Regions from separate parts of the Mus musculus genome. Here all the other regions are linked to region 2. Evidence: chromatin loops called from intact Hi-C (ENCODE). Cell type or tissue: left cerebral cortex. All regions are shown on one strand. Region 1 overlaps Rps6kc1 (ribosomal protein S6 kinase polypeptide 1). Region 2 holds the start of Gm39736 (a long non-coding RNA gene). Region 3 has its middle 35 kb from the start of Gm38452. Region 4 overlaps Rps6kc1 (ribosomal protein S6 kinase polypeptide 1).

The links. Hi-C counts contacts between places; a loop is a spot of excess contacts. Peaks named below come from ENCODE experiments on the same cell type or tissue, not always from the same donor. Only the 100,000 strongest peaks of a DNase experiment are listed, where the experiment ranks them.
Region 1: a loop joins it to region 2, with 2.8 times the contacts of the local background. A loop is called at or near these places in 2 of 42 quality-filtered maps.
Region 3: a loop joins it to region 2, with 14 times the contacts of the local background. A loop is called at or near these places in 11 of 42 quality-filtered maps.
Region 4: it touches region 2 in a loop (16-fold over the local background); 16 of 42 quality-filtered maps call a loop at or near these places.

Annotation. Positions count from the first base shown.
Region 1 is chr1:190,765,277-190,773,276 of GRCm38, reverse strand. Rps6kc1 (ribosomal protein S6 kinase polypeptide 1) reads left to right here. Exons shown (of 15, transcript NM_178775.4): 15 at 1-398. Among named protein-coding and RNA genes, the nearest start is that of Gm39738, 8.3 kb to the right of the region's middle. In left cerebral cortex, a CTCF peak has its summit at 3,347 (motif pointing left); no DNase peak of the experiment used is centred here.
Region 2 is chr1:190,042,187-190,050,186 of GRCm38, reverse strand. It overlaps Gm39736 (a long non-coding RNA gene), which reads left to right and starts at 5,037. Exons shown (of 2, transcript XR_865850.3): 1 at 5,037-5,253. It overlaps Gm30446 (a long non-coding RNA gene), which reads right to left and starts at 1,463. Exons shown (of 6, transcript XR_865859.2): 1 at 1,423-1,463. In left cerebral cortex, a CTCF peak has its summit at 4,198 (motif pointing left); DNase peaks (open chromatin) are centred at 2,482 and 4,204.
Region 3 is chr1:190,691,842-190,699,841 of GRCm38, reverse strand. No RefSeq gene overlaps it. Among named protein-coding and RNA genes, the nearest start is that of Gm38452, 35 kb to the left of the region's middle. In left cerebral cortex, a CTCF peak has its summit at 4,060 (motif pointing right); DNase peaks (open chromatin) are centred at 1,159 and 4,061.
Region 4 is chr1:190,794,280-190,802,279 of GRCm38, reverse strand. Rps6kc1 (ribosomal protein S6 kinase polypeptide 1) reads left to right here. Exons shown (of 15, transcript NM_178775.4): 11 at 1,699-3,267; 12 at 3,539-3,628. Among named protein-coding and RNA genes, the nearest start is that of Gm51740, 22 kb to the left of the region's middle. In left cerebral cortex, a CTCF peak has its summit at 4,908 (motif pointing right); DNase peaks (open chromatin) are centred at 3,038 and 4,911.

The sequences.
Region 1 (8,000 bases), 720 kb before region 2:
TTCTGCTAAACAAGACTGGTTTACACGATATAGTCAATACTGCTGAGTGACACTAAATGCGCTCTGTGAACAGTGTCACCAGTAGACTGGCAAAACAAAATGGAGTGCCCAGTGCTGAGCAGGCTGGCTACCTCTGAGGAAAAACACTCTTGCCAGCTTTGAACTTTCTGGTCGATGCTACTAACTCTGAGGGGCTCCTGGGAGCACACATGTCCGTCCCCCAGTTCCCCTCTCCCCTGCGCTATTTCCTGCATCCTCTGCTGCGTCTTTTGGATTCTGCTTTTCCTACTTCTGTTAACACACATGCAGTGAGAAAGGGAGGGGTATTTATTTCCCCCAAACTGCCAGCTTAACAAGACTAAGAAATCATGGTGTCAAATAAATGTGGTTAAACCTTGTCTGCCTTCCTCATTTAATAGCTTGAGATTTAAAGGTTCGTTTTGAAGGGTCTTTTTCTGTCCTTTCTCTTGTGAAACATGAACAGTTTCTCCTGCAGCGTCTTAGTGTGTTCGTTTTCTTTTGGGCTGGTACCCCAGGAGCCGTGGTCTATCATCTACGCAGAGCAGTGTCCTGCCTCCTGTCTAATGATTCACAGAGCTGAGCTCTTCTGGGGAAAAACCAGGCATTCACCTGTGTCCAGCGTTTGCTGGTGCCACTCCTTTGTCTTGCTGAGATAGGGCGGCTGCCACCATGTTGTTTGCCAAAAATTACAGGTGCTGCACAAGTATTGGTGTGTGTTTGTCACACTTCATGGAGACATTACAGAATTCTGCTTATGTGTGAGAGGCCACCAGCAGCTCCCGACATTTCTGTCCTTTTGCAGTTGCCGATGGGTTTGGTTTGTGTTTGCTGTATCAGAGATTAGCCTCAGAGCCTCCTGCCTGCATGCTGGGCAAGTGCTGAGTTTTTCTGTTCTAACCCATGTGCTTGTGAGTGTGTGTGAGAGGCCACCCCGGCCCCAAGAGCATCTCCGCACCCGTCTGCAGACTCAGAAGCAGAGGTGCCTACTGAAACACAGGAAGTGTGCAGGCTCCCCTTCTTCCGGCATTTGACTCCCCCTTTCCCTGTTTGGTCCCCTTATAACCTGAAACCCAGCTGAAGTGCTGTGACAACACCAGGTTGGGATGTAGCAGGTCACCAAGATCAGCCCTCAGTCCAGATGACCAGCTTTGGCTCACCACCCCCTGGCCTCATGACAGGAACTCATGCAGGTGAGACACAGAAGCACTTCCTGTGTGTGTCGGCGGGAAGTCTGGGAGCGCTCAGAACTTCCTTCCAGAAGTGCCCTGTGACATGGAAGCAGGACAGCATCTCTAAGGTGAAGGCCCTGCCCCAAAGGACAGTAACATAAATGGTTGCCATGGCAACCTCCACAGTTGTCAAATCTCTTTCCGTATGTTTTATTGGAGCGTGTACTTAGTGTAAACACATCACCCGTATTGAACACAAATTATTTTGGAAATAAACAGGGAATAATGGCCATGGGCCTTTCATGTGATGTTATGTACGTGTTTAAAGCTCTGGTGGTGGGGACTGGCTTCTGCTGTAGTTAATATTTAATTAGCTCAAGTGGAGGAGTAGAATGTGGGTCAAAATCATAAAAGAAATGTCTCGTCTTTTTTTTTTTTTTTTTTTTACTAGAATAAAGGTAAGTTTTGCCATTTTAGTGGCATTTTGAATGTGTGTGTGCTCGTATGTCCACACGTGTAGGGGGTCAGAGGCCAACAATAGGCATCTGACTTAGGGTTCCCATTGCTGTGATGAAACACCATGACCAAAAGAAAGTTGGGGAGGAAAGGGTTTATTTGGCTTACACTCCATCTTACTGTTCATCATCAAAGGAAGTCAGGGCAGGGCCTTGGAGGCAGGAGCTGATGTAGAGGCCACGGAGGGGTGCTGTTAACTGGCTTGCTCAGCGTGGCTTGCTCAGCCTGCTTTCTTATAGAACCCAGGACCACCAGCCCAGGGATGACATCACCCACAGTGGGCTGTGCCCTCCCCTGTCAATCACTAACTAAGAAAATGCCTTAGAGGCTTGCTTACAGCCTGATCTCATGGAGGCATCTTCTCGATTGAGGCTCCCTCAGGTGACTTAACTATGTCAAGCTGACATAAACTAGCCAGCACAGCATCTTCCTCGGTTTTTCTCCATTGCATTTTTGAGGCAGTATCTCTCACTGAACCTAGACTGGTTTGGGCTAGACTGGCAGCAAGACTGGGATCCTGCCTCCTCCCTGGCACTGGGACCACAGGTCCACACTGCCTGTGTTTTAACATGGGAGCCCTCCTGTTTGCCCACTGAGCCATCTCCCTAGCCCCATTTCAGCCAGCTTTAGGCATACAGTGCAGAAACGGGTTTAGCATGCTTAAACCTTTGTGCAGCCATCTGCGCTAACTCTCTTCATAACCATTTATCGTCCTGAGCTGAAACCTTATGTGCTCCACAGTTCCTGCCTTCTGACCTCTCCCCAGCTCCTGGATTGGCTATGGTAGGTAACTTCATGTAAGTAGAATCATATACTGTGCTTCTGTGTGTCTGGTTTTCCTAGTGTGTCATTTCTAAGTCATTCCGTGCTGTGGATTGTACCTGTCTCTTATTAAAGACTGACTGTACTCTGTTGAGTTTATGTCACACTTGCTTAAGTGACTCACCTGGTGAGTGAGATCCAGCTTAAGGAGGAGCTGCCATCTTGACTGAGCCCTGATCCTGGTGACCTGTTTTCCCAGCCTGGCTTACTGTCCTCGTGCTAACGGTGCGGTGTTGACAGTTTTTCACATCTGACTGGGCTGTGCATCTGTTCGTTGACTTTCCATGTTCTCACTGCTGGGCTCTTGTAAGTGATGGTGTCCTGAACTTGGACGTGCAGATACCTGAGTGGTCCTCACCCATGACTTTCTATGCTTACTTGGAAGCTCTGGTGTCCACTTTTCTCTGCTCTTCAGAGGAAACGCCCTTTGGAGGGCTTTTTCAGTCAGGTAGCCAGTGCTCACACTGTGATATGAACATCACCAACTTCACCTCTAAAAGCAAAGAGAACGGCATCTGAGAACATCCTCATGGTAGAAGCTTGCAGACACTGACATATTTTCAACTGACTTAACAGTAATAGGGGAACTCTTTTAGGTTTAGTTTTAATTGAAAGGTAATTATGCATTTGTTGGGCACGATGTAATGTCTGGATATGTGTGTATCTTATGGAACTTATGAACACACACTCCCACAAGTACGCTGTGTCTTTGCATGAGAGTACTCTTTTTTTTGGAGCTTTGAATTTTGTCATCCTCAGGAATCGTAACACTATGGGGTTCCTTGGGCCAGCACCTCCCTCTGGTGGCCATTCTTTTTCTCAGGGGCTCGCTGGGATCTTGGCAATCTGTCCAGACTGCCTTGTTTAGTTTGTATAACGTATGTGCGTATGTGTGGGTTGTGGACATTAGAGTCTTCCTCACCTTGCACCTTGTCTGGAACAGGTCTCTCACTAGCTGTGTCCACCAGGCTAGCAGCCTGTAGGCTGCTGAGGAGTCCGACCATGCTCTCCTCCCCACGGGAGCCCTGGGAGGCAGCTGCACTCTTCTGTGCCTGGGTTTCCGTGGATCCTGGGGGTCTGAATGCAGGCCCCTACTTGTGTATGGCAAGCCCGTCACCAGCTGAATCATCTCCCCGGCATCACTCAAACTGTTTCTAAATTGCTGCAACCCTATTGTGTTTCCCCTCACCTTTTCCTGTTTGCACACACTTTAGGTCAGTGGGAACCAAGGATGGATTCTCTCTCGTGCCACCCATGTACCTGGGGTGGGTGGTCAGTAACACTGTACCAGGCCCCCACAGCATGCCATGCTGGATTCACTTGCCCCAGAAGTTGCCAGTGCTTAAGCAGTCTGGCTGCAGGACTGAGAAGATCCTTGCCTCCCGAGGGCCCCTCTTGCCATTCTGCCTAGACTCACACACACACACTCACACACACACACACCACCCTTTTCTTCTTCTGAGTACTTGGTTCTGCTTCACAATGCTGTGGATGATGGAGCCTGGCATTTCAGGGTCTCCCCTTGAAGATTATGGCATACAGTAGAGCATCTTAGAGTGGCATCCTGGCTGTGCCTCTGACTAATTGACCTTCAGTCTCAATCAGATGGCACTGCTGTGGGATCTCACTGCAGATGAGAAGGGACCAAGTTCTGTGCTGTACAAGAACACCGTGGGTTCTGTTTTCTACCATGAACTAGTATGATATTCTCACACTGTAGAAGCAAGGTTAACAAAAGCCTTGGATTGGTACTTACCTGTTTCTTGTGACTATTTTCTTGTTATTGCTAGAGTTTGGGTTGCTGCTGTACCCCCACTCACTAGCACATTCATTGGTGGTCACACAGCTGAGGAGACTGTGACAAGAGGGACGGCAGAGGTGGCTTGGGTAAAAAGTGCTTTGCTCGTGCTCCTAAGGAGAACCCAAGTTTGATCCCTTCTATCAGCAGCTCACAGTGGTCTATAACAGGGATCTGGAAATCTCGTTTGGATTCTGTGGCATACATTCACACACACACATACACACACACACACACACACTCTGTGGCATACATTCACACACACACATAAACACACACACACACACACACACACACACACACCACAAGTGCCCGAGTGCTCAAGCACAGTAAAAAGTAAAATCAATTCTTTGTTCTTCCTCTGGAAGAGTTAGGCAAACACCAAAACTGCTCCTTCTGGCCTCAGCTTATGAATGGCAGGCCTGCCTTGGGTGGACAGAATGTCCTGCTCCCTTCTGGCTCTGTCCCTTGCTGCCAGCAGCTGGCATGCTGCTGTGAAGGCAAGACCAGCATCTGCAGTGGGCTGCTGTGGTTTCTTTCAGGAGGGCAAGCTTGCTGACCATGGTAAGAATAGCAGCTGAATGTACTTATTGCTCTTGGAAATCTCACAGAGGAAAATCAGCAGAAGGTCAGCTCTCTGGGACGCCTGCTGATCAGAGCTTGCCAGGAGCTCGCCTACTTGGTAAGGTTGGGAGGTTGTAGGGCTTAAGTTTGATCACCCACTGAAACAGGTAAGTAGGAGAGGGACTGACAGACACAACCCAATTTCAGTGACAGCACAGGGGACTGAGTTGTGTTCCCCTGGTCACCAGGGAGATGTGCACAAAAGCAACTGACAGAGAAAACCAGGTCTAGAGTTAGAAGAACATAAAGCAAATTAGACACCAGTCTGGTTCCTTAGCATTGGTCTAGGAAGAGACTATAGGCTGGATGATTCTTGCACGAGAATTCTGAATGACGAAGAAATGGAAACCTCCTTCCACTTCACCATGTGTTCCTTCTGATTTCTTGCTGCTTCACCGTTTGTCTTCAACCCCTTGGCATCTGCCCCTCCCTGAGCTAAAGACAGAGCACCCGCTTCAAGGACTTTGAAAAACAAAACAAAACAAAACAGGGAAAGACGACTCATCCTCAGAGAGATGGCATGTGGCGAGCATGTGCTGTGCACTGCAGAGTTTATAAAGGATCTTAAAGATTTTTTTTATGTGTATGTGTGTCTGCACCACGTGCTTACAGAGGTCAAAAGGTCATTAGAAGCAGAACTGGAGTTCCAGATGGTTGTGAGCCACCGTGTGGGTTCTGGGAACTGAACCCAGACCCTCTGCAAGAGCAACAAATGCTCTTAACCACTGAGCCATCTCTCCAGCCCCACAGAGACTTTAAACACAAGTATCCCCCCCCCCACCCCACCCCTGTACTTTGTTTAGAGGAAGGACAGTTTCCAGGAGACACATGGGAGGTGGGGGGTGGTGTGGGGAGAAGGAAAGGAAGGAGAGAGAATGAGGGGAGAGAGAAGGTGAGAATGAACGAATGAATGAGTATGAGTGAGTGAGACTCTGCTGTGTACTGCAGAGGTGAAAAGAGCTGTTGTTCTGGTCCATGGAGATGAGAGGGTCTGGGTTAACGGCCATGCTGGGACATGAGATGTGGACTCTAGATTGTGGGCGACCAATAAAGGTTTTGAGGTAGCTGGTCTGCATGACTTCTTTGGAGAGATAACTGTAGGATGAGAATAGGAAGTGATTGAAAAGAAAGAGACTAGAGGCAGGAGTGTAGTTAGGGTTCACTACAGAAATTTGAGCTGGAGGTAGAATCCTGAGTGACAGGAGGATGCGGAGAGCTGTGATCCCATTCCTGTCCCTCCCAAGTCTAGCACTGTCCTCAGAGCAAACCAAACTCTGTATTTGTGGTTGATAATGATGCCCCACCACTCAGAGCCCAAAGCTCTGGATCGCAGCCCAGCCTCACAGTTTACTCTTATGTAGATGGTTTGCTTTCTGTTTCAGTAATATCCTGACATTTGTTCTCAGGATATTAGAGGATGACTTCCCTCTTTGTCCCAGACCTTTGACAGAACTTGGTTTGCTCAGTGGTTCTCAAGAATAATGGTTCTCAAGGGACTTGGTGAATCTTCTTGCAACTCTGCTTTGGGTTCGAAATTACATCTATATAAAGCTTTAGGGAAAGAGGATAGGGCATAGCTGGAAAGGCAAGTTCTGGTCCCATCCTGCTGATCCTTGGCAGTGCCTTTCTGGACAGTCAGTCTCCCTCCTGCCTAGAATGTGTGAGACATTGGCTTGCCCCGGGAACACCTTCTAAGTTAGAAGACATTGTGAGATTTCCATGGAAGTCGCACAGTCTTCATATCAGTGGGAAAGGATGATTGAGGAGACCATCAGGCAGTTGGAGAGAGGATCCAAGCTGGGCCCTGGTGGCTCGCGCCTTTAAGAGGCGCATTTGTTTGAGAGTATCTATGTCCCCAAAGGGATCGGCTGCTTCACTGCAGCTTCTTTACAGACAGCTCCTGTTCCCAGGCCACTGTTGCAGTCCATGGCATAGATATTAGAGGTCTCGAGTTTTGATTCCTAGAATAGATTGGGGTTCATGGTCTTTCTTAGGAGATTGACAGTTGAAATTCAGCATCTAGTCTCCATCTTGTTCAAGACAGTGCAAAGGCTATGTCTTTGTTAGGGTTTCTATTGCTGTGAAGAGACACCGTGGCTATAGCAACTCTTACAAAGGATGGCATTTAATTGGGGCTGGTGTACAGTTCAGAGGTTTAGTCCATTGTCATCATGGTGGGAAGCATGGTGGCATGCAGGCAGACATTGTGCTGGAGAAGGAGCTGGGAGTTCTACATCTGGATCGGCAGGCAGCAGGAAGAGAGAGTGACACTGGGCCTGGCTCGTGGATCTGAAAGCTCAAAACCCGCCCCCAGTGACACACTTCCTACAACAAGACCACACCTACTCCACCAAGGCCACACCTCTAATAATGCCACTCCCTATGAGTCTATAGGGGCTGCTGTCATTCAGACCAGCACAGACTTCGAAGTGTCACATTGCTGCTGTGCTTTTTCTCTGGCAAGCCTTACCTGGGGCGCTTCCAGGGTCAGCTCATTTTACATTTTTACAAGGGGAGTTGAATTTCACATCAGGAAAGTGAGGCTTGTGTGTTTTAAATTTTGTGTGTGTGTGTGTGTGCGCGCGCGTGCGCATGCACTTGTTCCTGTGTGTATGCACAGATGTGTGTGCACATACATGTAGAAAGCAGAAGTTGATGTGGGGTGACCTCTGCCCTTTTATTTGTTATTATGAAGGGGGGGGGGATGGGAGGGAAGGGACATGTGACTGTGTTTGTGGAGGTCAGAGGACATTTTTATGGAATTGTTTTTCTCTCTCTCCCTTAATGTCGGTTCTGGGCTGGAATTCAGGTTGCCAGAATTGCTTTGCAAGTGCTCTACCCACTGACCCATCCCATGGGACTTTCCACCTTTTTTTGTGACAAGGTCTCTTACTGAGCCTGGAATTTAGTCTAGGCTGACAGGTCAGCAAGCCTTGGAGATCTCCTGTACCTGCTTACAGGGGTGCAATTACATGGCCTGTGCCACCATACTGGGCCTAGGTCTGGGGATCCAAACCCAAGTTCTCATGCTTGAGCAGGAAGCACTTTAT
Region 2 (8,000 bases):
GATTCAGAACCCATGCATGCATATGGAGGTCAGAGATTATATCAGATATTTTCATTAATCTATCTCCATCTTTTTGTTGTTGTTTTAAATCACTTTACTGTAATGAATTCACAAATAAAAATATCACATAGCTAGATTAAGGAATCTACCCAAACATATGCCCAGTCTCAAACTTCATGCATCCCAATGAACGTCTAACCAGTGAGAATGGCTGTTAAGGAAGCATGGAGTTTCTTTTTCAACTATCACATACACACTACAAAATCTATCTTTTATTTTGAGTCCCTCATGGGATCTAAAGCCTATCAATTTAACTACATTGGCTAGCCAGAGAGTTCCAAGAATCTTGGTAGCTCTTCTTCCCCGGTGTTTAGATTATAGATGTGCACAGCCAATCACAGCTTCTAATGTGGGTTCTGGGATTCAAACTCAGGTCCTTAAGCACATCATTGGTTGAGCCCTCTCCTCTGCAACTGTGCCAGATGGGGATTGCACATGTGCACCACCCATACTCAATGGCACAAACAAAGCTGCCCTACACCAGATGCTCAGTCCTTTCCTTTTAAGAAAAAGACACAGACTGACAAAGGATCATGAACAGCCCTTTCTTAGACACTGCCTTAGTTACCATCTTGTTGCTGTGGTAAAATACTCAAGAAATATGCAGACCATTGCTTCAGGGAAGGCATGGTGGCCAGAACAAAGAATGAACAAGAAGCAGTGGCAAACTAGAAAGCCTCAGAGCCTGCTACCAGTGACTCCCTCCCTCCACCTCCTAAATGTTCCATAACCTCCCCCAGGCAGCATCGCCAGGTGGGAACCAAGAGCTCAAATACATGAGCCTTCAGGGGACAATTCTACATTCAAAGCACCACAAATGCAGAGGCAGAGATTGACAAAGCCAAGACCAGTGGACATCTTGCCCGATTCAAAACCCATCTCCACCCACTAGGAGCTGTGTGACATAGGGCCTGGTTGCTCACTTCCATAAGCCCCAACTTCCTTATCTCTAGAAAAGAAATAGGCTCAGAAGAACCTTGGTAACGACTGAAAATGGTAGTGGTGTGAAACACTGTGGTTGGGGTGAGTAGAGGCCAACACCACCATGAGTCTTTATAGCCAGCTCTTCATCTGCCTTTACACTGACCTTGGCCCATCCAGGCAGAAGGGAGAGGAGGGGCAAGCTGGCATTACTCACTTATGACTGCATTTAATCCAACAGGCTGAAGCATCACTGGGACACCAGCATGCTTCTTAGCACAGCTTCCTCTACTTACAAACAGGGTCACAGAAAAATGCCTTGCCTCTCTAGTTTCTCCTCATGAGTTTCAGCCACAAGATCAAAGTTGCAGGAAGATTTTCAGCAGCTGTCTCATCCATCCCACCTCAGGTCCCCACTGATCCCAAGGTCTCCACTCTCACCTGGCTTCTCTATTGACCTTCCCTGTGTAGCCAGACATTGCTCAAAGGGAGATAATGTCATTTGTTGACATTTCCCAGTGACAACAAAGTCAGGCCTTCTTTTGGGGAGAGAGTCTTTGCATATAATTAGCAGGTCAAATTTCCCTCCAGGGACTGAGGCCTGGCGGTCCTCCTAGCCAAAAGAAGCCACAGTCTTCAGGAAGAGATTAACTTGGTAAAAGACTTTGCTCAAGGATTTCAAAAGAACAGTAAATTAGGAAGGAGCTGAGATCTGTCTTTTATCTAGCACTTTCACTCCCTGAGAGGTCTACTCTGGGCATTAGAAGCTGAGGTGAAATTAACCAACCAACAGAACACATCTGCACCATCTACCTTGTTGTTTTTGTTTGGTTGTTGTTTTGTTTTGTTTTGTTTTTATTTTAATTTTGATTTTTTTGAAGCAAGGTCTCTTTAGGGCCTGGGCTCACCTATCAGGCAAAGCTAGGGTAGCTGGCCAGTAAGCCCCACAGGCTTCGTCTGCCTCTGCCTCCACAGAGCCAGAATTACAGGGTTGGCCACCACACACTTCTTAATGGGTTCTAAGGGTCCAGCACATGCTGTGTTCCCAAGGCAGGCATTTCACCAGTGACACTGTCCCATCCTGTTCCCCCCACCCCTGTACCTATTTCTGCTTTCACGGCGTGTGAAGTGCCTATCATCAGGTGACATGCCACTGATAAAAGGAGTCTGAAAATTACCTCAAATTTCAAGAAGTTTACCCATCTATTTTGGAAGAAAATGTAGAAGAGACTTACATCATAGAGATGGCAATATAATACAAAATACACTGTGTGTTGCATATGCAATTATTGTTATATAATTATATCTATGTAATTATTCATGTAAAATAAGATGGCTAATTAAAAGAATGAAAGATGTGGTACGCTGGGCACTTGAGGAATTAAGAGACATAAAATAACATTAAGCTGGAGTAACGTGTGAAGGCGCCAGCCAGGAGCCAGAGTCTAAAGCACCAGCTGAATCTAAATGAGATGGAAGGCAGTTTCTAGGAACGACCTGGGAAGGGAACCGAAGAGCTTTGGAAGTGATCACAAGAAATGTGGGAGGGTGATGATGCCAGGAGTCGGTGAGAGATGTGAAGAGCCACTGGGAAAGGCAGTTTGTCAGTCAGTAAATCATCACTCCCTGAGCCATGTACCAAGCCTTGGGGATGGCGCTGTTGCCATAGTCTATGAGCATGGAAGATGACCCCCACAGACCTTAAATGCCAGCCCTCGGGGGCTGTGTCCTACATGTAATGCCAACTAGATTTCCCCAGAGATTCTTACAACAGCAGTCACTTGACCTTCCCCTGCAAGTCCGGCCCCGCAGAGACTTGCCCAACAATGGTGTGAACCATGAAGGTTTGACCCTGAAGCACAGACTCCGTGACAACAAAGCCAGGAGCGTGAAAAGGCAAAGCAGGAGAAGAAACACTAGGGCTGACTGGAGGAGAGTGGGCAAGGGCTCAGGAAGTGGCCTGCTCAGCAGCACAGCAAACACAAGAAACACTAGGGCTGACTAGAGGAGAGTGGGCCAGGGCTCAGGGAATGGCCTGCTCAGCAGCACAAGCAAACACAAGGACCGGAGTTCAACTCCCAGAACCCCATGAAATGCCAAACATGGCGTGGCAACTTGTGCCTGTTGTCTCAGTGCTGGGGAGACTGGGACAGGAGGCTCCTGGGGCTCTCTGGCTGGCTGGCCTAGCTGAATTGATGAATAACAAGCTCAGTGAAACACCCTGTCTAAAGGGATGATGAGCAATTGAAAAAGACACTGGATATTATACACACACACACACACACACACACCTACAGGCATGCAAACGCATGCACAACCACAAACATGCACACACAGGCACATGCAAACACATTCATGAATGCACAAGCACAATAGGTACAAATTTACACAAGCCTGTGTGTACCCACGGACACATGGGCACACATGCTCCCCAGCTTGGAGAACATTTAATAAATGCGATCTTACTGTCTTTTCACCCTGACCCTGGGCTTCTGAGGAGCACATGCTGACAGGTGTATTTGCTATGGGCACACATGAGAATGGAGCTCTCCTCCATAAACCAAAGGCATGTTTAGCTGTGTTGATGTTTAATTCACCAGTGGTATTTGGTCTCACATTTATTAGACTGAGGGATTACCCTGGGTTTGTAAACTAAATAACCAATCTCAGGAGCTGGTCTTAATTGACTTCCATCCCTCACACATCTTTTTTGGACCTCCTGTTTGAAATTTTGTTTGGAATTTTCAAGCCGAATTTTTCTTGCTAAGCATTCTTTCTCGAGAATCTAGTGGGATCCTCCTCAAAAACAGATCTTAAAGGGCAAGGAATCATATTTGAAAGCAAATTTAATTACCTTTAACTTTTGAAAGTTTCCCAACAAAGCTTGTCTAATTCTCTGACAAGTCCTGGTATCTGTAAATGGGACTGACCAAAAACCAATATTAAAAACAAAAGCAAACAAAAAAAGAAAGAAAAAAAAAAAAACCACAAACTCCCATTCAAGTGTGAAGAGCAAGAAACTATTGCATGAATGTCATCTGCTTGTCTCCCCTGAAGTAAGCCATCCCCTAGCCTTCAGTTGTCCACCTAAGAGTGGACCCATTCCTTAACCCATGCCAGAGACTTAAAAAACAGCTGGTGTCAGCCCCAGGCTTCCTTCTTGGTGGGCTCTGTACCTCTGCCAGGGACCAAAAGTAGATGAGCTGCTGACATCTGCTGGTTGCTTGGCAGAGCAGAGCGTAGGCTCTTTGAAGGGCTTTCTGCTGATTCCTGCTAGCTCCACCTGATTCCTGGAGGCTCCCCCACCAACTAATTCAGTGGGAAGGATCAAATGCAAAGCAAGAAATGTGGGACACTTCTCAAACCCCAGGAAGATGCATGTGGGCCAACAGAAGGAGAAGCAGCCTTCCCTCAAGGCTCACGGTCCTTCTAGGATTTAGAAGGCTTAGATTTGATCTCAACCACAGTGGCCAATGCTGAAACATTAAGGGCACGAGAATGCCTTCTGATTTTCCGTGGACTTGAAAACACTCTACTCTGTCTGGTTGTTCTTTGCCTCACAGATATTTCTCACAAGTTCTCCATTTGTTGGAGATCATAAAGTGGAGAATATTTTCAAGCCCCCTAGAGACTTTTATTTTTTTCTCCTGTCACATGGTGTCCAACCAGGAGTTAGTGCAACCCATGTGATGCCAGATCTTTGCTGGTGAAAATTCTTAGCCTACCTTTGGGGGAAGATGTAGGCTCCCTGCTGTAGATAGGACAAAGGGATCCCCTGTCCCCCAAGGGATGACTGATGCCTGGCAACAAACAACTGATTCCAGAGTATTAGGGACACTTTTTTTGCAAACACAATGGAAATTGGTCGTTATAGTAAAACATTTTATTTTTATAAATGTTTTATTTCTTCCTAGCAGTTAGCACCAAAAAACACACTTGATTTGTTCTCTTGGGTTTCATCTATTTACTCCTCCTGGAGATGTGAATCCTTCCTCCAGAGCATAGAACAGAGGGCTTGCCAGCCTGTCCGCCAGACTGTTGTTCCCAGGAGATGAAACTCAGCTACAAAGTAAAGGTCTGAAAAAGTTACAGAATGCAGCAACTTCCCGCTACAGCGCCCCAGATGGTCTCTGCAGGTGCTTTTCCAAGAGAACCCTGGAAAGCACACAGAAGCGTCCTGTCCAGTGACCCCGTGGAAGCTTTGTGAAGGAGACATGCAGGGCCACCCTGCCACTTCCAGCGGTTCCTGAAAGTAAGCTGGTGTGAGTAGAGGTGAGAGCCCTTCTAACTGTCCCCAGGCAGAAATGCCCATGGGCAAGGCTGTGTGTGCTCTCAGTGCTTGATCCCTGCCCGGGTATGTGAGCGTCTGTAGGGCCTGATGAAATGCGCTAGGCAACTTTCCCTACGCCTCTAGCTAAATGGCTTCCTGAGGAAATGAGAAATGGGCCTGGGGTGGATGGGAAAGAATGAAGAATTCCAGTAAAGAACTAAAAAGAGAGAGAGAGAGAGAGAGAGAGAGAGAGAGAGAAAGAAGAGAAGAGAAGAGAAGAGAAGAGAAGAGGAGAGGAGAGGAGAGGAGAGGAGAGGAGAGGAGAGGAGAGGAGAGGAGAGGAGAGGAGAGGAGAGGAGAGGAGAGGAGAGGAGAGGAGAGGAGAGGAGAGGAGAGGAGAGAAGAGAAAAGAACTTTTGTCTTTGGAACGGGGATTGTCAGATCTGAAACTCCAGGATCACCAATGATTAGAAATATAAGAAGCCATTTTTTTTATTTAAAAAAAAAAAAAGAAAGAAAGAAATAGAAGAGAAAGAAAAGTCCATGGCTCTGAAATTGCCGAGTAAATGCTTAGAAAGTAACAGTTTGGAAGGGAGGGGTTGGGGACACTTGGCACAGAGGGCTCAGAACCTGAGGTGCCTGACTCTGGACTCAACCCAAGCAGGGCAGTCACTTTCTGGCATCCATTAATGTAGTTTATGGTTAAATTACTGGACCCCATGTGGACTGAATGGGCCTCTTTATCTCTGAACAAACAGAGAAGGAAAGAGAATCTTCCCCCACGTCTGGCCCTGTCTGTATTTGTGGACCACACTGTGGGTTTTTCCATCCAGCTGTCAATCTTCCCTTGTTGTGGTTTTGGGGGCGGGGGAAGAGAAAAGGTTCAGAAGCCAGGAGGAGAGACCTGGCTGAGGAGCAGGTCAGAGTCAACTCCACTCTAGTGGGACAGATCATCAGGTGAAGTATGATGGTCAGGCTTCTCTTGAAGAATGAGAGAATTGGGAGCCTCGGGGATTCTGTACTTGCACGGTTCCCATCATAAGACGCACCCCAACTTCACCTCGCTTCCCACAGCAGTGCACAGGATTGTCCTATCATGCACTGCCCCTCATCCAAAACCCTATGGGTCTCAAATGCCATCAATGGTCGCAGGCTCAGCTGGCACAGAAAGCCTTCACAAAATGTCTTTTGCACACAGCAGCAAAGCCAATCAATGACATTGATCGGTTTGATTTTGAAGGTGCCTCTGTGCCCTTAAAGGAAGACCAGATCTTTAAATGCTAAGGCAAAACAGAACGGCCCGTAAGCTACACAAAGGCTTATGAAAACACATCAAGATTTTATGGAAAATAAACTTTCCACGATCTAGTTAGAGCTACAAAAGAATCCTTTAAAGAAATCGCCTGACAATGTCACAGCCACGACTCTGACATGTTGGCTGTTGAAAGAGCTCCCGGGCAGTCTTCTCAGGAGGCCTGGAACATGCCTAGGACGAGGGTTTTTCTTGTTCTGTTTTTCTGTTTGCTCAGGGTACCTTGTGGCGAAAAGCAAAAGCGTTTGTGCCAGCCAGCCCTGAGTTAGACTTCCATGTCCATTACACATTAATATGTAACCTTGAGCGGATGGCAAATGGTCCCCATGCCTCACTTTCTTCATCTATGCCTGGGGACGAAAAGTCGGTAGCACAGAGAGTTTCTATGAAGATAAAATTATGCCTAACAGGGTGCCCACCGCACAGCCATTTCTTTTGAGTGGCTGCAGTTGGTATCAAGGACAGAAAAACAATAGCATCTCCTGGGCTGGCTACAGGCAGTGTACAGCTCTAAGCTCTTGGCTTCCGTGACTCCTTTTACTGAGACTCCGGTGGGGTGGCCTGGGAGATAGGTTAGGGGGTAAAGCGCTTGCTGTGCAAGCAGCAGGACCTGAGTGCAGATCCCAGAACCCAGATAAACACAATGGTATGTCCCTGCCATGCCATGCCAGCCCTGGGCACGGGGGGGAGTCAGGGATCTCTGAGGCTTGCTGGCCAGCCAGGTCAGCTGGAGCAGTTTCAGTAAGAAGCCATGTGGCAAGATGGAGTCTGATAAAGACCGAAGTCACCCTCGGGGCTCTAGACACGCACACATATGTAGACACATGCATTGAGGAGCATTGCCTACAGATATACCATACACACAAAGAACACTTCAGGAGAGTCCGAGTGCCGGGCTCAGCTTTGCCTCATTTTAGACTCAAGGAAACAGAGGCCCATTTACCTGTCACACCATCAGTCCATGGTGAACCACGGCAGCTTGGTTCAGAGGACTCCTAGAATAACAAAGTCTACTTATGGCTTTACATAGCTAAGCTTCCATTCTTACCTAGAAAACCTGAGGGAAAGATTTCATCACTGGTCCCTTGTTCATTGACACTAGAGGTCAACATCCAACGTCAACTGGACTCTGCCTCCTTGGAAAGGTCCCAGGCCTAGTCTGGATAGTGGACCTCTATGAAAGCTAACCTTTGACCTCGCCTCCCAACGGGAAACAAAACAAGGGTTACATAAACCAGAGCTGGCTGGCATTCTTGACACCCTAAGGTGCTTCTGGAGCCTCAGGGCAAACAACACTGACCAAAAGAGAGGACTAGTGTTCAGCTACTCTTGGCCCCCGAGGCCTGTCACTGTTGGGCCAGTTTGGCTCAGCACCCAGGATATTGATTGGTTTGGCTATACCACCCATGTGTCCTCAAAGGTAGACTAGTGATTTGA
Region 3 (8,000 bases), 650 kb before region 2:
AATTTTGTGCATGCTAGGCAAGGGTTCTGCCAACCGAGTTACATCTCCAGGGGGCTCCTTTTGATCAATGTCATTCTGGTGGTTGGGAACCAAATATTTAAGCATCAAGATTCTGTGAATTAAGATTCAGCCCTCTGGCCTCCCTCCTCACTTTTGCATAGCAACAGAATGCTGGTACCCAGAGGCAGTCACAGGTCCATATGGACACAGGCTTCCTGTTCATTGTGCAGCTCAGCTCTCCTCTTTCCAGATCTCTTTAGATGCTTGGATTTATGAGGGAAGAAAGCAGGGATGCTAATTCTTCTACCCTTCGTTCTTGCATAACCTCTGGTGCTGGGCCTTGAATTCCGGACCTTGTGCATTCAGCAATCACCCTACCACAGAACTACACCTACAGCCCCTTTAAGATAGGGTTTTACTGTATAGGTCTGGCTGACCTCAAACTCATGACACACCTCTGCCTTCCAAGTGGTGGAATTTCAGAGGTGCACACTATGTGCATCTCCTAGATTATCTTTAGAAGCATACTGCAGTCAACACAGTGCTGGAAGAGACAGAGATCGATGCTGTCGGTCCAGCCGCTTTGATAGTAGAAAGTAGACCAAGGTGACCTCTGTGCAGCACCCAGCCTCCCAGAGGTCAGGGAGGGGCCACGGAAGTGACTTCTTCATATATGGTTGGCCAAGAACAAAGCACAGGCTGGTGCTTGCAATGGCCAAACAGATGAGGGTGTGAGGGTGGGCACTGCTGAGCGTGGGGTGGGGGGGTCAGCCTGTACTAGCTAGAACCTCTATCTCTGGCCTATTTCACATGGGGTCCTGGAGTGGCTGCCCATGAGCCTGAGCCCAGCATCCTGTCACATGTGCATTGAGAAACCCACCAACAATGGAGCACGGGAGGCTCCCAGGGGCCTTTGTGGGCACACCTTGGTCCTGCACATGGTCTGGCTGTGGACGTTTGCACGTGGCCTTTGTGGCAGAGAGAGCAGGCTTCGTCCTCTCTCCAAGTTCCTCTCTCTATGAGTTTAGCAGCAATTGCCCTCAAACCATTTCTGTTGGACCTTCTCTAGGGAGCTTCTGCTTTGTCATTTAAAATAGTTCGGGAACTTCGGATTTAGCCCAGTGTCAGAGCAGCTTATTTGGTCTGTAGGCGTTTTTGTTTTTAAAATTCATGACAAGTTCCTTGCAACATGTTTTATTATATTTTCGCCACCTGTTCTACCTTGGGGGTGGCATTAAAATCTGGGGCTATCTAGCTGTCTGTCTTTTCATTTTTTTTGTGAAGTTTCCCTATTTGCCATTTATATGTGTCTTGCAAACACACACACATAATGTGAATTTAAATATGTACATGCCCATCTCCCTCTTTATTTTCTCCTCTCTTCCCCTGTAGCTTAATTGACCTTGAACTATAGTTATATCTCGGAACGTATGTATTTTGCCAGGCTAATTATGGAGCTTTAAATGGTAAATTTGTAAAACAGACACAGGGGAAAGCTTTGCCAGTATAAAGTGTTATCGCTGGGAGAAATGACCATTAATAGCAGTGCATGCACACATGGATCTATACTACTGACATTCTAAGAACTAAGCCTTTAAGGTAAATGCACCGGAAAGCCCCATGACCTACTGTAGTCTTCAGAGAAGCAGCAGAGGCATGGGGCACGGGACAGTGTTACAGATGGTGTCTTAGTCAGGGTTTCTATTCCTGCACAAACATCATGACCAAGAAGCAAGTTGGGGAGGAAAGGGTTTATTCAGCTTACACTTCCATACTGCTGTTCATCACCAAAGGAAGTCAGGACTGGGACTCAAGCAGGTCAGGAAGCAGGAGCTGATGCAGAGGCCATGGAGGGATGTTCTTTACTGGCTTGCTTCCCCTGCCTTGCTCAGTTTGCTTTCTTATAGAACCCAGGACACCAGCCGAGGGATGGTCCCACCCACAATGGGCCCTCCCATCCTTGATCACTAATTGAGAAAATGCCTTACAGCTGGATCTCATGGAGCCATCTCCTCACCCGAAGCTCCTTTGTCTGTGATAACTCCAGCTGTGTCACGTTGACACAAACCCAGCCGGTACAGACTGGAAATCTAATCTCTGTAAACAGTCAGCAAGGATCACTGCAAGACTGCCAGCGTCAGAAAGCATGGCTCAGCCCTGTGCTGATGATGTCTGTGTCAATCATGAAAGGGGCGGGGGCATTTTCTAGCAGCCTATTCCAGTTTCATTCACTGAGGCTCAGTGAGCCCCTGGATCCAGCTGTGCCTGAGTCCAAACTTTCAGTGGTAAGGGAAATTATCTTCTGGATTCTATTTCATAAAATCAAAGAGGAGGAGTCAGAAACAGTGCCGGACAGCAGCAGCAGTAACAACAATAACAAACTTAAAAAAATAGTGTAATAAAACGCCCAAACCTGAATTGTCAGAATTAAGCTTTTAAACATAGTATGCACTTAGATGTGACATTTAAAATGTGAGGTATTGGACTGGTGAGACGACGCAGTGGTAAAGGTCTGTCAAGCCTGCTGTTCCAAGTTCAATCCCCAGGGTCCCCCATGGTGGGAGAGCAATCCACCTCCACATGCTTGCCATGGCTTGAATGAACCTCCCTTAATAAACGAAAGGAGAAAATATTTTAAAATGTGATTTGTAATCTCCATTTCAAAATGCCTACAGAATGTGCTACCACTGTAAAAGCACGCCAGCAGGCCCAGGAAACACAAGAAAATCATGGTTGGCTCAGAAAACCAGGCAGTTTCTGTAATGCCACCAGGAGTGTGTCATTGGGTTCCCATGCCCTCTGTAGATAACTGAGAGGTGCTGTGCTGTGAGTCTCTCTCTCTCTCTCTCTCTCTCTCTCTCTCTCTCTCTCTCTCTGGCTCTGGCTCTCATTCTCTCTCTCAGCTAGAAGCTTCCTGCTGTTTTGCTTCCTGTAGCCAGTGACACAGGGACCGAGAAGAATGACAGGCATAGTGGGAATTTGATTTTGTCATTATTAAGATCTCAGACTTTTGGGTCATCTAAGCAAGCTATTTGACATTTTAATTTAATTTAACTTTAGATGAGGCAACTGGGAGAGTGTGTACTGGGACTCACGGAAACCCCCCTGTCTCATCTGATGATGGGCTATTACTGAGCACTCTGACCATCAATTTCTCTGTCTAAAAATGGAAGTACTAGGAGATGGAGATGGCTCAGCAGTTAAGAGCATTTGCTGCCTGCCTTAGCTACTGCTCTATTGCTACGAAGAGACACAGTGACCATGGCAGCTTATAGAAGAAAGCCTATTTAGGGCTTACAGCTTCAGAGGGGGAGTCCATGGCCATCATGGCAGCAGGCAGGCTGGCATAGTGGAAGAGTGATAGCCAAGGGCTTACATCTCAAAGCAGGAGGCACAGGGCTAACTGGGAATGGTATGAGCTTTTGAAACCCCAAAGCTTACCCCCAGTGACACATCTCTAACAAGGCCACACCTCCTAATCCTTCACAAACAGTTCCTCCAATGGGGGTGGGTGGGAGGGACCACACATTCAAATATTTGAGCCTGTGGGGGACATTGTGGTCCAGAGTAGTCACACTGCTCTACCAGAGGACATGGCTCACAGCACCCATGTCAGATGATTCACAACTACATGTACGTCCTGACCTACTCTAGAAGGTCAGACCCTCTACCGAGGCCTCTGTGGGCACCTGTACACATGTGTATACACACACACACACACACACACACACACACACACACACACACACACTATTGGATGTACTGTGATGATTTATATCCAGTGAGGGGTAGTTATTTGGTTAATTCCCAAAAGTTCTATCACATGGATGTGGAGCCCACTGTAGTCTGAGGCTGCCGAGTCACGGAGCCCTGAACAGGTCGACACCTGCCAGACTCCACCGGGGAAAAGCTGACTCGTTCATTGTCTTCAGGTTTGTCTGAAGGCTGGAGCCCCTTTCTCCTGGGCTGCTTGTCTGAAGCACCAGGTTGATGGGGAACACTTGGAGAACTGTCCCCTGTGGGCGGGGTGAGTGGAGTAACTTAAGGGGTTCATCAGGCTACCACTAGGGGGTGTGACGGTTCTGATTCCAGAGGCCTCTGGAGAAGAAAGCCTTTGAGAGCTTCTCTGGAGAGAGGATACAAGCCCCAAAGAAACCCAGGTCCCAGAGGTTTAGAGGAGCAAGTGACGTGAAGAGAAGTGATCACGTCACGTAGTGGTCACATCATCAGGTCGTGCCAGTCACATCATGTTTCCAGATGGGAGCAGTGTTCCACCTCTCCTTTTTCTTTTCTTTTCTTTTCCTTTCTTTTCTTTTCCTTTTCTTTCTGTTCTTGGCTTATTTTATTTACCAATATGAACTCTTGTTCCATCTGTGTTTTTGCTTGTGTTTTTTTTTTTTTTAATTTTTATTTTTTTAGGACCAGGTTGTATTTTGAGTGATTGAATTTTGATTATCCACTATGCTTTCTTTTTAATTTTTTTGTTTGTTTGTTTATTTTCAACACATCCCAACCACAGTCTTTCTGTGAGTGGCTGACCTTGAGGTAAGCCATCCGTGGCGACCCCCAGAGCGCTGGAATGGGAGACATTATCTGCAGGCCAAGGATGACACAGGGACACACACCGTAAACCAGAGCTGTCCTTGATAAGGAGGGGCATGTTGTGAACTGTTTCCAATGTCTTTATTATGTCTAACTTGAAGGTTCCAGCCCAGCCCCCTCTCCTTTGCTGGGGCGAGCGTGGCTGGAGGACTCTCTCTGAACTGCTGGAAGAGAGGGGAGCAAGCTGAAGTTCTTGTCCTGTGTATGGTGGATTTCGCTTTATTTCTCTGAGGTTGCTGTCGAGGGCGTCCTTACCAGTGCTCCTGTTGTCTCTGAGATGGGCACCCATCGATGCTGTTATTTCAGGTGATCTGTGTTTGGATGGAGGTCAGAATGTCCTAAACCATTGTTTTCCCTGCGTTTTCTCATACTTTCTATTTATGGAATACTACGGTTTTATGAGATGTTCCAGTCCCTTCTGGCCTGGCCTGGCTCCAGCTGATGTTTTACCGTTCTTATTTGTTTTGAATGATACTAAGTGAATAATGGCCCCAAAGGCCGGGAGCCTGGGCACCGGGGCACTTCTCAAGCTGTGGCTGCATCGAATTTTGTTTGGAAGCTGCTGGAATCTTTCAGCACGGCAAGGCTGCAGGAAGCTGCCGTTGTCAAAGGGAGGAGAGGATTGAGGGTGAAGGATTCTCACCTCGTCTGAGAAGCCGGAGTCTGGAAGTGGATACTGGCCTTGCCTGCATGAGGAGGTCACACCTCTAAGCTTGGGGTCGTCATGGCAGATCTTGGGTGTAGGGAAACTCCATTTATTTGGACTTTAGTACTCTTACTTGGTATCTGGGGCATTGATCTGTGGCTTTTCTAGGGGAAAAGCATTTGGGAGCTGTGCCAATAACACAATAGGAGCAGGGTTTACATTTCTCCCCCAGTGTGTGTGTGTGTGCACGCGCGCGCGTGCACATGCATGTGGAGGTCAGAGATCAACCACAGGAACCATTCTATCTGCCTTACGTTTTGAAGTAGAGTCTCCCACTCATCTGGAGCTCGTGATGGGATGAAGCCCCAGGATTCTGCACATTTCCACCCTCATCCCTGAGGTTACAAGCGTCTGCCACCATATTTGGATTTTTGGGGATTGAACTCAGGTCCTCATGCTTGCCTGGCAAACACTTTGTTGGCTCAGCTATCTGCCTGGATCCGTCTATCTCTGGAAGGACTACATCCTCTTCTCCTCAGGCCAGCTCTGAAGGCCTCTCTGGCCACCCTTGATTAATGCAGGCATGCCATCTGGGTGGACACAGGAGTGTTGTTACAAGCTGATGAAACCCAAGTTTCTACAGGACAAAGATGACCCCGACATCAGATCACCCTCTGATGAGGCAAAACCCCAGAGCGAAGACCAGAGTAGAGTTCCAAAGTAACCAACATTTCTCCCTCAGTTGCCTTATCTGAAAAGTGGGGAGGGTGGTGGTGCTTGCACTCAGAATGCTGGGAGATTTTCTAGGCTCTGTCATGTGACTTGGTATCACTGCCACACATGAACTAGGTGAACAGTAAAGGTGGCTTTTGGTGATAGGTGCTACCTAGCTGCTGCCTGCTGAATGTTACTGGTATTTTACTTGTTCTGACAGCAGCCAGCGAGCTTGCACTCCATGATCAGAAAGCATGCAGTGGCAGTAGGAAGGGCCGTTTCAGAGCCTTGAGGCAGGAAGAGAAAGCTGACATTTATGGAGTCCAGATATGTAGCAGGCAGGCTTCGTTGTGTTTCATTATTTAGTAACTGATAACTCTGGAGGCCAGGTGACTGTGTGATAATAACACACACAGTGTTTTGTCTGTCAGAGCTTGGGCCAGGTGGAGACTCTTGCCAAGCAAGGCGGGCCCTGCTTCACCCCACAACTGCACCTCCTAGGCCACCAGGGTTCCATACCACATTCAACCTGCCAGGTCAAGCTACACAGGATGAGGAAGGACTCATTCCATTGGGGCTTCAGGGTCCCAGGGAAGAAATGGCAGCTGCCAGCCCCCACACCCTTGCCAAGGAGAGGCTACATCAGGTGTCTTTAGCAAGTTCTGTGGTCTTTCTGGGTCTTGTTTTTATCGTATGTAACATGCTTACCTTGCAGGACTGTAGAAGGGTTAGAAATGAGATCTAACGTAGCTGTGTGGTGTCCATTGCAATCCAGCAGCACTGGATGAAGCTCTAACCCTGCAAAGAGGCATTGCGGTCAGAGTGGAGTGGGCTGGGCCCCGTCCTGGTTTGGTTCCCAGATGGCACCACTGTTCTCAGAGGGAGCCTTATTGGAGGAGTGGATCACTAGGGACATATCTTTTCTTGTAGCTGGTCCCACTTCCTGGTCTGTCAGATGTGGGGAGACGAGTCTTACTTCATTGTGTGCTCGCACAGGACTGGAGCCTCCTAATGCCATGCCTTCTCTGCTATGATGGACTAGTATCCCCTCAAACAGTGAGCAAATACCAAAATAAAGCCAAACAACCCAAAAACCCTCTCCTCCCCATAGGCCTACATATATACACACATACACACACACACATATGTTACACCTGCACACATATATGTACACAGACACACTTCTATGTATGTGTGCATACATATACATATATAACACATTCATAAATACACAATATTCACACATATACACATATGTGTATATAAAGATGTGCACACATATAAACATCTGAATCTGCTTGTACACGTACATATACACAGACACACTTCTACATAAGTATGCACACATATGCACATACACACATACATAAGCCTACATATGTCTTTGTAACATTGCATAAAGATGAAAGCAGAGGTTGGAGAGGTGTATCTACAAGTCAAGGAACACCAAAGCTCGCACAAACTGGAAGCCAAGGGAGAGGCTGGGCCAGGTGCTCCCTTCCGGAGCGTAGGAAGACTCAGATCTGCTGTTGCCTTCATCTAGACACCGAGCCGAGATGAGGGCATCTTCCCTTGTAGCAGTTTGGTTTGCAGCATTTTGCACACAGCCGGGAGCTGCTATAGTTTGAGTCTTAGGTGTCCCCAGATCTATGAGCAGGAGGCTTGGGATCCAGGAAAGTGCTTTGGTTAGAGTCTTTAATAGATGGGTTTGTGTGTGTGTGTGTGTGTGTGTGTGTGTGTGTGTGTTAGACCAGCGGGAGGTACGCTCAAAAGGGGACTTTGGGTCTCTTCTTTTTCTCCTTTGGTTCTTGGCTCATAATGGTATGAAGTCCATGTGCACCGGCCATGATATGCTCCTGGTCCTGCCAAGCCCAAAGCAAACAGGCCAACCTGTCATGACCTGGATCCGTCTACTGTGTGAACAAGAATAACCGCTTTCCCTAACCAGGGTTTGCCACAGCGATTGGAAAGCCGATAGCAGGGCTCATTCTCAGCTTTGATGGACCTCACACACTTTCCTTTTGTGTCTTCCTGGTGA
Region 4 (8,000 bases), 750 kb before region 2:
GAGGGAGAGGTGCAAGGCTCTGACACTGACACTGACCCTACTGCTCCTGGTGCTGAGAGCAGGATAAGCCGAATACTGACTTTCTTGGAGTGAGTTGTGAAGCAGGTGCTTCTTGGGTGCCTTTGATGGCTTTATACCTGTGGCTGGCTGCTAATGGTTACACATTTCAGTCTAGCTGCCTTGGTATACAACACCCAGTAGCAAATGAAAACTGATCTGAAAACTCACCCTCCTCATCTAAGTAGGGAGACGTGTGTGTGTGTGTGTGTGTGTGTGTGTGTGTGTGTGTGTGTGTGTGTGGACATGCACATCACAGCATGTGCCCAGAGGTCAGAGCACAGTCTGCAGAAGTTGATTCTCTCCTGCTCATGTGGGTCTCTGGAATTGAACTTAAGTCATCAGACTCAGCAGTAAGCGTCTTTACCTGTCGAGCCATCTCACTTGCCCTTAACACATCTTTCATTTTCCAATTTTGGGAACAGTCTCTGTTGTCATGGAGAATGCATTTGATATATATATATATATTTTTTTTTTGCTGGCTTACTTTATTTATTTTTAATTAGGTATTTTCCTCATTTACATTTCCAATGCTATCCCAAAAGTCCCCCATACTCACTCCCCCACTCCCCTACCCACCCACTCCCCCTTTTTGGCCCTGGCGTTCCCCTGTACTGGGGCATATAAAGTTTGCAAGTCCAATGGGCCTCTCTTTGCAGTGATGGCCGACTAGGCCATCTTTTGATACATGTGCAGCTAGAGTCAAGAGCTCCGGGGTACTGGTTAGTTCATATTGTTGTTCCACCTATAGGGTTGCAGTTCCCTTTAGTTCCTTGGGTGCTTTCTCTAGCTCCTCCTTTGGGGGCCCTGTGATCCATTCAATAGCTGACTGTGAGCATCCACTTCTGTGTTTGCTAGGCCCCGGCATTGATATGGTTTTTAATAATTAAATTTCTAACCCATATGGTTTCTGTGATTTTTTAAAAAATATGTAGATTCTAGTTAGAACATCTCTCTAATCTATAGTAAACGGAAGCACTGTTGTGGCCAGCATTGTGGACACTGTGCTGGGATATTTCATGTTCATTTGATGGCACAGGTAGGTTCTGGGTCTGTGTCAGAACATGGGCTGTTCTTTCCTTGGTGACTCATCTTATTAATAGCTGCTCAGTTAATCTTCCCCAGTAGTCATATTTGTTCATACTAAGTATGTGCCGTGTTCCAGAGGCAGAAGATGGGAGAAAAAGTTAACATTGTCAACATTGTTGAAGGCACCAGCTTCCAGGTCGCCCACTGGTCCCCAGGTCTGCACTGGGCATTTTCAGAGTGGACTGGTGCAGTACTTCCTACTGCAGTGTACAGCGTTAAGCAGCACCATATCTCTGCTGGACTAGTTATGACTTAAGCAGAAGACTAAGCAATGTTTTACTTAAAGATCTAGCGGTGTGGGGATTACAAGGAATTGCCCTTAACAGGAAGAAATAGGTCATAATGTTTAAAATAATCAACACTGCATTGGACACTTACTGAAGTCCACAGAAGACCATCACACTTTGTTGCATGTACTACATACTGGGTCTTTGATATTAATGACTTTTATTGACTTATTTTGTGGCTAGTTATCATAGTGCTTCATTTCCTTTAGTGGCTCAGGTAACTACCAAGGGAGACATCTTAATTTCTTGTCACTGTTGTTCACAGGTGGAAAACTCTGGTCGTATATCAGTAAATTTCTGAACAGAAGCTCTCAGGAAAGCTTGGACATTAAGGAAGGGAGACCGTCCATGCCTCCTCGAGTGTGCCTGCAGCAGCCAAGTGCCAGTCCCCAGGGCGGCAGCAGCTTCGAGTCCAGAGGGAGCGACACGGGGAGCATGCTGAAGGCTCTGCCTCTGAAGACCAGTCTCACCCCGAGTTCTCAAGACGACAGCAACCAGGAAGACGACGGCCAGCCCAGCTCTCCCAAGTGGCTGGATTCGGGCTCCAGTTCAGAGGATGAGTGCACAGCGGGCTACCTGACGCTGTGCAACGAGTATGGGCAAGAAAAGATGGACCTGGTGTCTCTGAGCGAGGAGTCTGTTATGCAGCCTGAAGGGGACAAGGCTGACACCCAGGCGGTTAGTTCCCCAGCATCCCTCGCCACTGGCAGTGTGAGCCCTAGCACCCACCTCAGGGTCTTCTCTGGAGGTGAGGATCTAGAGGCGGTTTCTTCTCCTCCAACATCTGAATCCCTCAGTAGGTCAAAAAACAGCCCTATGGAATTCTTCAGAATAGACAGTAAAGACAGCACAAGTGAGCTCCTGGGACTGGATTTTGGTGAGAAATTACACAGTCTGAAACCAGAGCCTTTGAAAGCCCTCTTTACCCTTGAAGATGGAGACAGCCCTTCTCAGAGTCTTGATCCTGGTGAGAGCAAGAGAGAGAGTGAAGCTCAGGACTCCGTGAGCCGGGGCTCAGATGATTCCGTCCCAGTTATCTCATTTAAAGAGGCGGCTGCAGAGGCTATCAGTGGGGCTGAGGAGGGAAGGCCTGACCTTCTTGTGAATTTACCTGGGGAACTGCAGCCAACCAAAGAGGCTTCAGCAATGGACCCTAAGTTTTCACAGGCCAGTGCAGGCAGGCTGGATAGTAAACTGCTGGAAGCCCCGGATGTGTTGTGCCTCAGGCTGAGTTCTGAACAGTGCCATGGTCTGGGACCAGAAGGCCCAGAGGAACTGAGCGATCCCACTGAATTCTGTCCCGGAGGTGTGATCCCAGAGCACGATGCTCAGGCAGATCCCGGGGTGCTATTCGAGGCTGCCGTTGATCACAGGAGCTCCCCAGACCAGTTTCTGTTTTCCAGCTTGCGTTCCGAGTCTGACAGGCTGGGGCAGGTGGAGGTAGTGGTCACTGCACAGGCCTTGCAAGAAAGCCTGTTCCACATTTCTAGTCCCTGCTCAGGTGCTAATAAAGAACACAGTGCATACGCCGACACTGCCACGTCGGAGGAGGTGTTGCTGTTCACAGAACCGACTAAAGAAGAAGCGAACTCTCTGTTCCAGAGAGACTCGGAGGCCCAGGAGCGAGGTGTGGGAGCCGGGGAAGCAGACAAGGAAATCCATCAGATCTTTGAGGACCTGGATAAACGACTAGCAGCTAGCTCCAGGTTCTTCATCCCAGAGGGCTGCATTCAGAGATGGGCAGCGGAAATGGTGGTAGCCCTTGACGCCTTGCACAGAGAGGGGATTGTGTGCCGAGATCTGAACCCAAACAACATCTTATTGAATGATGGAGGTCAGGAACTTTCACAAATGCATTTCTTTTTATTCGCTGTTGCTTCCAATTAACTGAGTAGGCGTTTTATCTTGTAATTAGTATCTTCATTTCCTGTCTAGAGCTTCATTATCAGTGCGGCAAATTCACCCCCAGTAATAGCTTCTAGTACTTAATGATGCCATTATTCTTAATGATACTGTTTTTAGCTACAAAAGGAGTAATTACAGTTCGCTTCTGCAGAAAATGGAAGAGAAAAATGTTTTGATTTCTCCTGTCGTTTTGTTTTTAGGACACATTCAGCTAACGTATTTTAGCAGGTGGAGTGAGGTTGAAGATTCCTGCGACAGCGATGCCGTAGCGAGAATGTACTGTGCCCCAGGTTAGAGCACTCTCCTCAAATGCTTCACTTGAAAGGTGGCTCTTGCTTCTCTCTGCCAGTTGTGCCTTTCACTAGTGGCTCACACACTCGTCGGGTCTGCTCACCCCTTCAGCCCTAACGAAGAAAAGTAGGGGATTGAACTGTATGGAATCTAAGATGGTGTGTATGGGTGTGCTCTTGGTAAAAGCATTTATATATCTCTGGAAACTCATTGTGTTCTTTGAAGTGTCTTAAGGAAGGCCTTGTGTCCCCTGAGCCTCTCCACATGGGTGGACTTGAAATTTTATTAAGATATGGGTCTGCTTTTTGTTTTTAACATCACAGATGTATGTCTGTGGCCGTCCAGGCCTCTGTTGGCATCCATAGTTAAGCATATCCGTTGAGTTTGTGTTGCCCTCTTGTCAGTGCAGATGGGGTGCTGTTTACCCCACAGCTTGCCCAGTTTTTCTGAGCACTAAGTCTCAGAAAGGCGCAGAGTTCACTCATCCCTCGCCCACTGGCTGCCAGGGGTCTCAGGCCGAGGGAGTGGGTGGGCTCCACTGGGTCACTGGGTGCCCACATGGGCTTTCGTTGGTGCTGGCTCACTGCTGTGCTGCTCACCTTGCTTAGCTCGGCTCCACAGGAAACGATGATAATTAGGAATAAAAGGCTTTATTGTTTTTAGGGAACCTTACCTTGGTGAGAGTTGCTGGGCTGAGGAAAGGCAGGTTTTCAACCCAATGCAAATTCCCCAACTTTCCCCCAAACAAGCACTTGTGAACCGATGCTGTTATGTAGTTAATGAATAACGGAAACGTTGTAGTGAGACTGTTTGCTCTTGTGTTCACTGGTGCCACTTTCTAACGTGGTTAAGAACTCACATGTTAGGTTCCAGCTAGCATGGCTATATTTGCTAATTACAGTGAATTTGGAGGTTTTAGAGTCCACCTTAGACCTGGGAGGAGAGCCTGTGAGTAAAGTGTGTTCTGTCCTGAAGTGGGGCCCAGTGTGCCACGGAGATTAGAGCTGAGTGTCGTGCGTGCATGCTTCTCTCCGAAGCAGTGGCTGTGGGGCTGTTTGCCATCTGAGCACTCACAGGCCGGTTCTCCTTTAGCATATGAGCCTTTTGACATGATGGAATAAAACTATCCCACACAAACCCTCAGTTTCACTCACTGAGTTTATCAGTTTCCAAGTGTACTGTTCCAGGTTAACAATTAATTCCAAGTAACAGTTTTCCATGTTCACCAGTTTCCAAGTCCAGGCTCCAGGAATGCCATTCCTCACATTTGACCAGCAGGTGGCAGTATACCATTAATGGATTCTTCGATTTCTGCAGTCCCCTTCCAGGTTGTCCTTCATAGTGTTTGGGGGAAAAAAAATCCAGCCAAACTGTAGTCTAAAGAGAGGCTTTGTTGTGATTGTTTGTATGAAAGAATTGCACCTTCCAGCTGCTTAACTGCTCTGTGCATGAGCCACGGGGGTTGTTCCTCCAACCCTTGGGCAGATCAACTTTAGCGACAAGGAGAAACCCAGAAAAGTAGATGCCTCCTTCTTGTTAACAGGACCTCAAACCTATAGAGGCAGAGCCTGCACCTCGGAATCCTAGAGGGGTTGGAGCCTCAAGCTGCAGCACATCCCTAAAAACCAAAAGGCTCTCCTGTGAGTAGGTAGTCTCCCTTGTCAGTGGCCGAGAGCAGTGGCAATGGGCCAGCATTCCAGTGCACAGTGACCACAGCAGAAGGTAAAGAGAGTCCCTGGCAGCAATTTCTCTCTCCCACATTCGGCCCTCCCCCTAACTCTGACCTGAGTCCCGCTGAGATAGTCACTAAAGCCAAAGCTCTGCTGCCTGGTTAGAAAGGAAAGTCCAGAGGGTGCTGAGGGGAGCTCTGCCCTCTGTTTATCCAGTGTGGCCTGCCCCTGCCCTCCTCCCTCCCGGGATCCTTATCAGCTGTTTGTTCAAAAACCATCACCCACCTGCCTGTACTTTATACTATCACCGCATCCTTTTATCTTGTGGATGATGTGCCTTGATATTTTGAGAAAAATTTCCAGTAACAGATTCGATTTACATGGACAGAAACTTGAGCAAACGCCAGACTAGCAGGGGGGCTATTATTCTGTTCTATAAATAAGTTTAGACCAGAAAACACTCACAGAAACCTGGGAATCAACATGTTTGGGTCTAATTGAGGGGAAAAGCAAGATAGATAAATTTTGAAATGCAAATGATCACCTTCTGTTGTTTAAGAATTGCTTCTGCCAACTTTGTGATCTTGGATTTAAAGCCACAGACCTCCAGCCATGTCTACGAAGGCTCACAAGTTCCTGCAAAAAAAACTAAGAACTTGAAAAAAAAAATCGCCTTTTATGTTAAAGCAAAGAGATCCAGCGATACAAAGACAAAACCCATGGAGCTCTGTCTGTCTGTGCCTGTGAAAAAGCCGGCCCTTAAATGGCTACAGCTGCGGCTCTATCAAGAGGATCTTGAGAATACGAATTTACAGAGCAGACTTAGCCCTCTTCTCAAAGTTGGACTTTTCGGGTTCGTTTCGTATCTTTGGATTATCTAGCAAGGTTTTTATTAAATAAACCTCACTCATGGCAAACGGCTTCCTTTCATACTGCATACAAACAGAATGGCGGGGAGAAAGAGGAAAGCAGGGCCGCAGTGGGCCAGGTAGGCAGAGGGTATGCAGCACTGAGTAGGTCTGCAGCACTGTCCTCTCTCGGGCACACCCTCAGGAGCTCCTGGATGCACTAGGACAGGTAGTGATCAGAAGCCAGGGTGCCGCTCACTTTTCTCTTGAGCACATGCTCGTGGTAATTTGAATTTTATTTCCAATGCTATAGAAACCAGAGCTTCACCAAGTTTTTGACCCAAGGATTTGAAATATTTCTCCACTTAGTAGCATAGAATAAATTTTGCTACAACATTTTTAGTGTTATAGAAAAATAAAATACAATGTCAGGGACTGTAGTTAATGTTTTCATAGCAGTATCTTTTACCATCAAAGGCAGCTAGAAATAAAACTTATACTCTTAACCATGTGACATACAAAGACTGATTGAAAATTCAGTGTACAGGCTAGCTCAGGCGAACAGAATCGGATCCAGCTTGGTTATCAAGCTAATGCCCTCACCCACACGCCTGTTTCCTGTGTCTCTGACACTGTGACTTTCAACCCCATTATGAACCCTTAATTTTAAAAACTTGAAATTTACATTGGTCTTTCTCACTGACTAGTTATCAGCCTGGAGTTTTATAGGTGAGTGTGCATGAATTGAAGAGGACCGACACACTTTCCTCTGCAGCCGCATCTCCACGCTCCCAGATGTCAAATGACAGCTTTGCTTCCTCTGTTAGGCGATTTCACACTTGAAAACAGCTCACAGCTGACAGTGAAAAGTGAAACAGCATTCAGTCTGCAGAATTCAGGGTAGAGCAGGACACTCAATGCCTCCGTCCTGTGCTCCCCAGAGAGTCCCCAGACCGACTAGTCACGCATAATTCATGAATATATTTTGGGGGAGTAGTCTCTCCTGCCCTTCTCCATCACACCCTTCCCCTCCGTTTCTTTCTTAGTAAGTGTGGTACTCAGTAGTGTACTTCAGTGCTTTATATTAGAGCTAGGATTCAACCCAGGGGTGGATTAATATGTGTTGAGACCATCAGACACTTCTTAATTTAGAGATTTCGATGTCATTGAGAATTGCTAGGCCCTTATGGTTTGTCCCAGACATGGCGTTGATGCTTGTGTTGATCTTGGACAAATTATTTAAGATTTTTCAGGCCTCCTTTTCATAGTAGTAAGTAGATTGTTGAATAGAAATAAGATCACCTATGTCAATCATACAACACATTTCTTATACAAAAATTGGTCAGAACTGAAGTTCATCAAGCACAGAATTCCACCGAAGAGTTGAGTTCAAGGAATTATTTTACTTGGAAGACTCTTAAAGTATATTTTCATACATTTGTAGAGTTTTTATAAAAACTATAAAGTATGGGCATGAGGGATTTATTGAAAAAATTCATTTAGAGGAGGAAGCAAGACACTTTAGAATACACCAAAAATTCCCAACAGGAATAATAAGGATGAAAGAAGCGAGGTTTATTTAAATATGAGCATTTAAGAGTTGTAGAGTGATTTCAGCAAACAGGAACAAAATAAATAAAGCTGTGTATTTAGAAATTATGAGGACATAGTCAGGAAATGGGACTGTGGTCTTAGGGCAGGCTTTTCCTCTTCTGGAGAAAGTAATGGAAGGCACGGCTGAGTTTAAAGCTAATTTGAGAAGGGTTGCATTTGTGACTTGCTAGAATTTGCCCTTGAGCAAAATGATCAGTAGGTCCCTGGTACATAGGCGTTTTTTTCTGGACTGATCAGCA